Linked DNA regions of Homo sapiens: region 1 is linked to region 2. A link is an interaction called in ENCODE POLR2A ChIA-PET data of the cell type or tissue named here. Cell type or tissue: Caco-2. All regions are shown on one strand. Links, peaks and the distances in the headings refer to the core of each region. The heading gives the core; the rest is flanking DNA. Region 1 has its middle 16 kb from the start of SNORA71B. Region 2 overlaps KIAA1755.

What was found. ChIA-PET counts read pairs that join two places held together with the same protein. Peaks named below come from ENCODE experiments on the same cell type or tissue, not always from the same donor. Only the 100,000 strongest peaks of a DNase experiment are listed, where the experiment ranks them.
Region 1: POLR2A ChIA-PET joins it to region 2 with 10 read pairs; 2 of 35 experiments call an interaction of 5 or more read pairs at or near these places.

The regions. Positions count from the first base shown.
Region 1 is chr20:38,407,600-38,410,405 of GRCh38, forward strand. No RefSeq gene overlaps it. Among named protein-coding and RNA genes, the nearest start is that of SNORA71B, 16 kb to the right of the region's middle. In Caco-2, for the core only: a CTCF peak has its summit at 1,166 (motif pointing left); a DNase peak (open chromatin) is centred at 1,172.
Region 2 is chr20:38,216,164-38,218,969 of GRCh38, forward strand. KIAA1755 reads right to left here. Exons shown (of 14, transcript NM_001029864.2): 12 at 2,081-2,203; 13 at 1,090-1,311. Among named protein-coding and RNA genes, the nearest start is that of KIAA1755, 43 kb to the right of the region's middle. RefSeq lists an enhancer at 1,352-2,551. In Caco-2, for the core only: no CTCF peak of the experiment used is centred there; a DNase peak (open chromatin) is centred at 1,698.

The DNA of each region.
Region 1 (2,806 bases), core at 123-2,622, 190 kb after region 2:
CCCAGCAGCCGCCCTGTCCGGGAGGTGGGGGGCAGCCCCGCCCCCCCGGCCAGCCGCCCCATCCTGGAGGGAGGTGGGGGGCAGCCCCCCCCCGCCAGCCGCCCCATCGGGGAGGTGGGGGGCAGCCCCCGTCCGGCCGCCGCCCCGTCTGGATGGTAGGGGGCGCCTCTGCCTGGCTGCCCCGTCTGGGAAGTGAGGAGCCCCACTGCCCGGCAGCCACCCCGTCTGGGAGGTGTACCCAACAGCTCATTGAGAACGGGCCATGATAACAATGGCAGTTTTGTCGAATAGAAAAGGGGAAAACGTGGGGAAAAAATAGAGAAATCAGATCGTTGCTGTGTCTGTGTAGAGGGAAGTAGACGTAGGAGACTCCATTTTGTTCTGTACTAAGAAAAATTCTTCTGCCTTGGGATGTTGTTAATGTATAACCTTACCCACAACCCTGTGCTCTCTGAAACATGTGCTGTGTCAACTCAGGGTTAAATGGATTAAGGGCAGTGCAAGATGTGCTTTGTTAAACAGATGCTTGAAGGCAGCATGCTCCTTAAGAGTCATCACCACTCCCTAATCGCAAGTTCCCAGGGACACAAACACTGCGGAAGGCCGCAGGGTCCTCTGCCTAGGAAAACCAGAGACCCTTGTTCACTTGTTTATCTGCTGACCTTCCCTCCACTATTGTCCTATGACCCTGCCAAATCCCCCTCTCCGAGAAACACCCAAGAATGATCAATAAATACTAAAAAAAAAAAAAAAGAAATGGGGTCTTCCTATGTTGCCCAGGCTGGTCTGGAACTCCTGGGCTCAAGTGATCCTCCTGCTTCAGCTCCTAAAGTGCTGCGATTACAGGCATGAGCCACTGTGACTGGCCTATTACTATTTTAACAGTTCTTGGTTTGCTCTTCAGAAAACTGGGAGGGGTTTTCTCTTCACCTTGCAGAGTGAATCATCTCTGGCTTAGGAACCCCAAAGTGAATTCTAACTCCTGTGAGGTCCTGGGGCATCCAGAAAAGTCACTATGAAGTGATAGGAGGATAGCGGTGGGAAAGGCCCGGTTCCAAGGAGCAAACAGGAGGTACCAAGTGTTCCTGGTAGATGTGAGCTTGAATTCACCAAAGCCCAGCTGTTTCTCCAGAAAGGAAACTCCGTTGAAAGTGCAGTCTGCAGCGCCATCTTTTGGCCACGCCTGGGAATGTCACAGCTGGAAGGAACACTGTAGACAACTGGTCACCTAGTATGCTGGTGAACCCTGCAAGTTCTTAGGCACACTCTCAGAGGTACGACTCAGCAGGTTTGGAGGATTCACATGTTTATCAAGTCCCTCAGGGTGTATGTTCTCATGTAAGTCGTTCAGTAATTCCTTACCTTCCCCCCATCTGGAAACCCCATTTAAAGTTGTCAACAGGCCAGGCGCAGTGGCTCATGCCTGTAAATCCTAGCATTTGGGAGGCCAAGGTGGTCAGGAGTTCAAGATCAGCCTGGCCAACATGGTGAAACCCCGTCTCTACTAAAAACACAAAAATTAGCCGGGCGTGGTGGCACATGCCTGTAATCCCAGCTACTCGGGAGGCTGTGGCAGGAGAATCGCTTGAACCCAGGAGGCGGAGGTTGCAGTGAGCTGAGATCGTGCCACTGTACTCCAGCCTGGGCGACAGAGTGAGACTCCATCTCAAAAAAACGTAAATAAAATAAATAAATAAAGTTGTCAACAAAAATGTGCACAAGACTGTGATGCAGTGTGTAGGTCACCGTGGTGCTCCTGCCCAAAACGCCTAACCCAAATCTAACCATGAGGAAACATCAGTCAAACCCAAAGAGGAACTTTCTACGACGTGACTAGCCTTCACTCTTAAAAAATGTCGAGGTCACGAAATACAAAGAAAGTCTGGGGAAATGTTACCGACTCAAGGAGACTCAGAGACAGGGCAAATGAATGCAGGAGGTGATCAGAGATTTTGTTTTGTTATATAGGACATTGTGGGAAAATTGACAAAATCTGAATATGGTCTGATCATTAGATAATAGTATTGTACCAATGTTAATTTCATGATTTTGATAATTTTACTATATTTGCATATTTGTATTAATTTGTACCAATTGTGCTATATTTGTACAATTATAGTATAATGGTATATAGGAGAATGTCCTTGCTTTTAAAGAATGCACACTGAAGTATTAAGGGGTAAAGGGCCAACAAGTCTGCATTTGACTCACAAACACTTCAGGGGGAAATACGTATATACATGTTTATATGTTTCTATGTGTGTACATATATGTCAATATATATTTTTGTTTTGTTTTGTTTTTTGTTTTTTTTTTTTTGAGACAGAGTCTCACTCTGTTGCCCAGGCTGGAGTGCAGTGGCATGATCTCGGCTCACTGCAACCTCCGCCTCCCAGGTTCAAGCAATTCTCCTGCCTCAGCCTCCCAAGTAGCTGGGACTACAGGCGCGTGCCACCATGCCTGGCTAACTTTTTTTTTTTTCTTTGTATTTTTAGTAGAGGCGGGGTTTCACCGTGTTAGGCAGGATGGTCTTGATCTCCTGACCTCGTGATCCACCCGCTTTGGCCTCCCAAAGTGTTGGAATTACATGCGTGAGCCACTGCGCCCGGCCCTGTTTTTTTCTTTATGTGTATATTTGTAATCTTGGTGAAAGGTATTCAGGAATTCTTTGTGCTACTTTTGCAACTTTTTTAAAGTCTAAAATTATTTTTTTAATGAGAAGTTATTTTTTTCACAAGCCTCCTGAAAAATAGCGTTATAATGCCACCATTCAATTACACGGTAAGACAGTAATACCCCACCTTTC
Region 2 (2,806 bases), core at 192-2,691:
AAGACTGTGGTTGAGGTCACAGAGCTCACGCAAGGACATGAAGCCCCAGACTCCAAGGCTCGGATTCCGCCTGTATCGTGCTCTTAACTGTACACAGCTGGAACTGGGGGAGCCCTTTGCTGCCACTGCCAACATCTGCCTCCCTTGCCCACTGTCCCAAGGAGACAGAGAGTGCCCTGTCCTCCCAGGGCCCCAGGCGTGAGTTGACCAGAGTCCCTCCTGCTGCCCTCTGAAGCAGCCTGTGATCGCTGTGGCCTGCACGTGGGGCTGGCCTGACAGCTGGGAGGCTGGGGTCAGGTCTTTCTCATGCTTTGTCCTTGGTGACAAGTGCAAGGGGCAGCCAAGGGCACTGGGTCTGGGCCAGCCATGGGGGTCCCTGTCCCAGCTGGACCACACTCTCCCAGGCTGCTCCTTTGTCCCCACAGACCTCAGTTTTCCCATAATTTTTTTTTAAAGAGAGATTTGGCTACATGAATTTAGGACAGGTGGCAGCTCCTAAATCAAATCATCCTTCACCACTGCCCTCTTTGGGCAGTTTTCTCATCTGTAAAATGGGAACAACATTGGTTCCCTGTCATCAAAGAGGTATGGATAAGAATGAAGTCAAGTAAGGTGTGTGAAGTGCTCACAGGAGGTCTGGCATGGTGTACACACTCAGAAATGTGCACTCCCCTCCCAACAACCCCTCATCCTCACCATGGTCAAGCCTGCTTGGTGAAGGGATCTGTCGTCATTTCTCTTCTCTTTGGGGAAGCATATAAGGCATGTCACGGGGTACCACAGACACATCTATGTTCAAATCTCAGCTCTTCCCCTTCCTCTGTTTTTTTCCTGTTACAAGACTTGGGGAGTGAATCACGATGAGCCTCCGACTGTGTCTGGGTATCCCTGTCCCTGCTGTGCCCCCAGCCAGGGGATGGGGGTGGTGTCTGTGCAAGTGGGTGGGGGGGGGCTGTGTCTAGGTATCCAAGGGATGGGGGCGGTGTCTATGCAGTCAGGCCATGGGGCTGTGTCTAGGTATCCCTGTCCCCACCATAGCCCCAGCCAGGGGATCGGGGGGTATCTGTGCAGGTGGGCCGCGGGGCTCACCCTCTTGCAGAAGCGGTGCAGGTGGAGCAGCGTCTCGAGGTCCGTGCGTTGCCGCTCGGCCGCCATGTAAAAGTGGGTCAGCTCAGCCTGGAAGGCCCGCTGGGTAGAGGCAAAGGCTGCCAGCTCTGGGAACTCTGCACGTTCTGCCTCCCCAGCCCCTCTGGCTGTAGCTCCCAGCTGAGCGGCCTGCTTGGACAGCTCCAGGCCTCGGCGGTACTGGGCCTGAGAGGGGAGAGGAGGGGGCGCCCACTCAGCACCCACCTTGGCTGGGGCCTCCCTCGGAGGTCAGCAACCTCCAGCTGCCTTGCTGGCGAGCCAGGAGACTTCCTGAGCTTCAGTTTCCTCATCTGTAGAATGGGGACCCTAATAGCACCCACCTCACAGGGCTTAGCTCCTGGTGAGGGTTGAACAATTAAGAGCAGTTATCACGCTTCTGGAAGTCTCCAGGCCCTCGCCATGGCAGTTCACTTTGCCTAGCCGGGCTCTGCTTAGATGTTCCTTCTGGAAAACTTCTCTGACTCCAAAGGCTCCTGCTCTGAGTCCCCACATTCTCCCTTACTGTGCGCTTCCCTGTTTGTCCCCGCCCCCGCCCCCGCTCCCCACTGGCCTGAGAATTCCTGAGCGCTGATACGGGGCTGAATCACCCTGTGGTCCAGAGCCTTGTCACATCGCATCACGTTGATGCAGCTTCCCTGCCCTCCAACCCCCGGCTCTGTGAGGCTGAGTTATTAGGTCTAGGATGGGGCCCTGGAAACTGCATTTTAAGAAACCCTCTGGGGGATTCAGAATATTCTTTGGGCTTGGCCATCTGGTAAGAATCTCTGGGGGAGATAACATCTCAGCTGAACTCTGCAATCCAAGCTGGTTCCCTCACTGTCTCTGGAACTTTTCTTGCTCTTTCCCACCTCCACAGCTTTGCCCTGGCAGTGCCACCCCCTCTAACGCCCTCTCCATCTGCTCCAGTCCTGCTCCTCTGTTGTCTGGAACGCACTGCAGCCTGGAGGAAGAAGTTCTCAAATTCTGCGTGGGCTTTCTCCACTGTCTCCAAACTTCCATCCTTGGGGGTCAGTGATTGCAGGCACCGCCTTCCTTCCTGCTCCATCCAGTCGCTGACCTGGGGCAGGAGAGGCAGATTTGGACATGAGGGGCTGCTAGGAGACCTCCCTTGTCCAGCTCCCCCACTTCCTTGCAGGCTGAGGTCTTCTGTCTTCACTCATTCAGTGGCTAGGCCTGTGACCACTGGCTTGGACTGAAATTCTCCCAATTCTGGGCGTGGGAAGAAATGACTTGGGGAGGGGGAGTGTGTGGTCATGTTCTTCAAAGCGGGACCCTGGAGGGCATCTGGCCTGGCCAACGCCCTCAGTGCACAGTTATCTGAATGAAGGCACAGGGTGGTGAACTTCAGGCTACTCTAACCACTCAGAGACGCCGGATCATAAAAGGGGTGGCCTCAGGGGTGATGAGCTCCCTGTTCGGGTGTGTGTGTGTGTTTGTGTGCGCGTGCACATGCAAACAGTGCTGGAGAAGAAGCTGCAGGCTGCAGAGGAAAGTCCATGGGCCTGCTGGGAACTCACCATGTGAACATGGTAAGCCACTCCCCCTTTCTGGGCCTCAGTTTACTCAGTGGTAAAATGGGGTAGACATGAAGATTCAATGAGGGATAGAGGGTATATAATGGCTCTCAACCCCGAGTGGAAGTTCCTTTCTTATTCTGGGG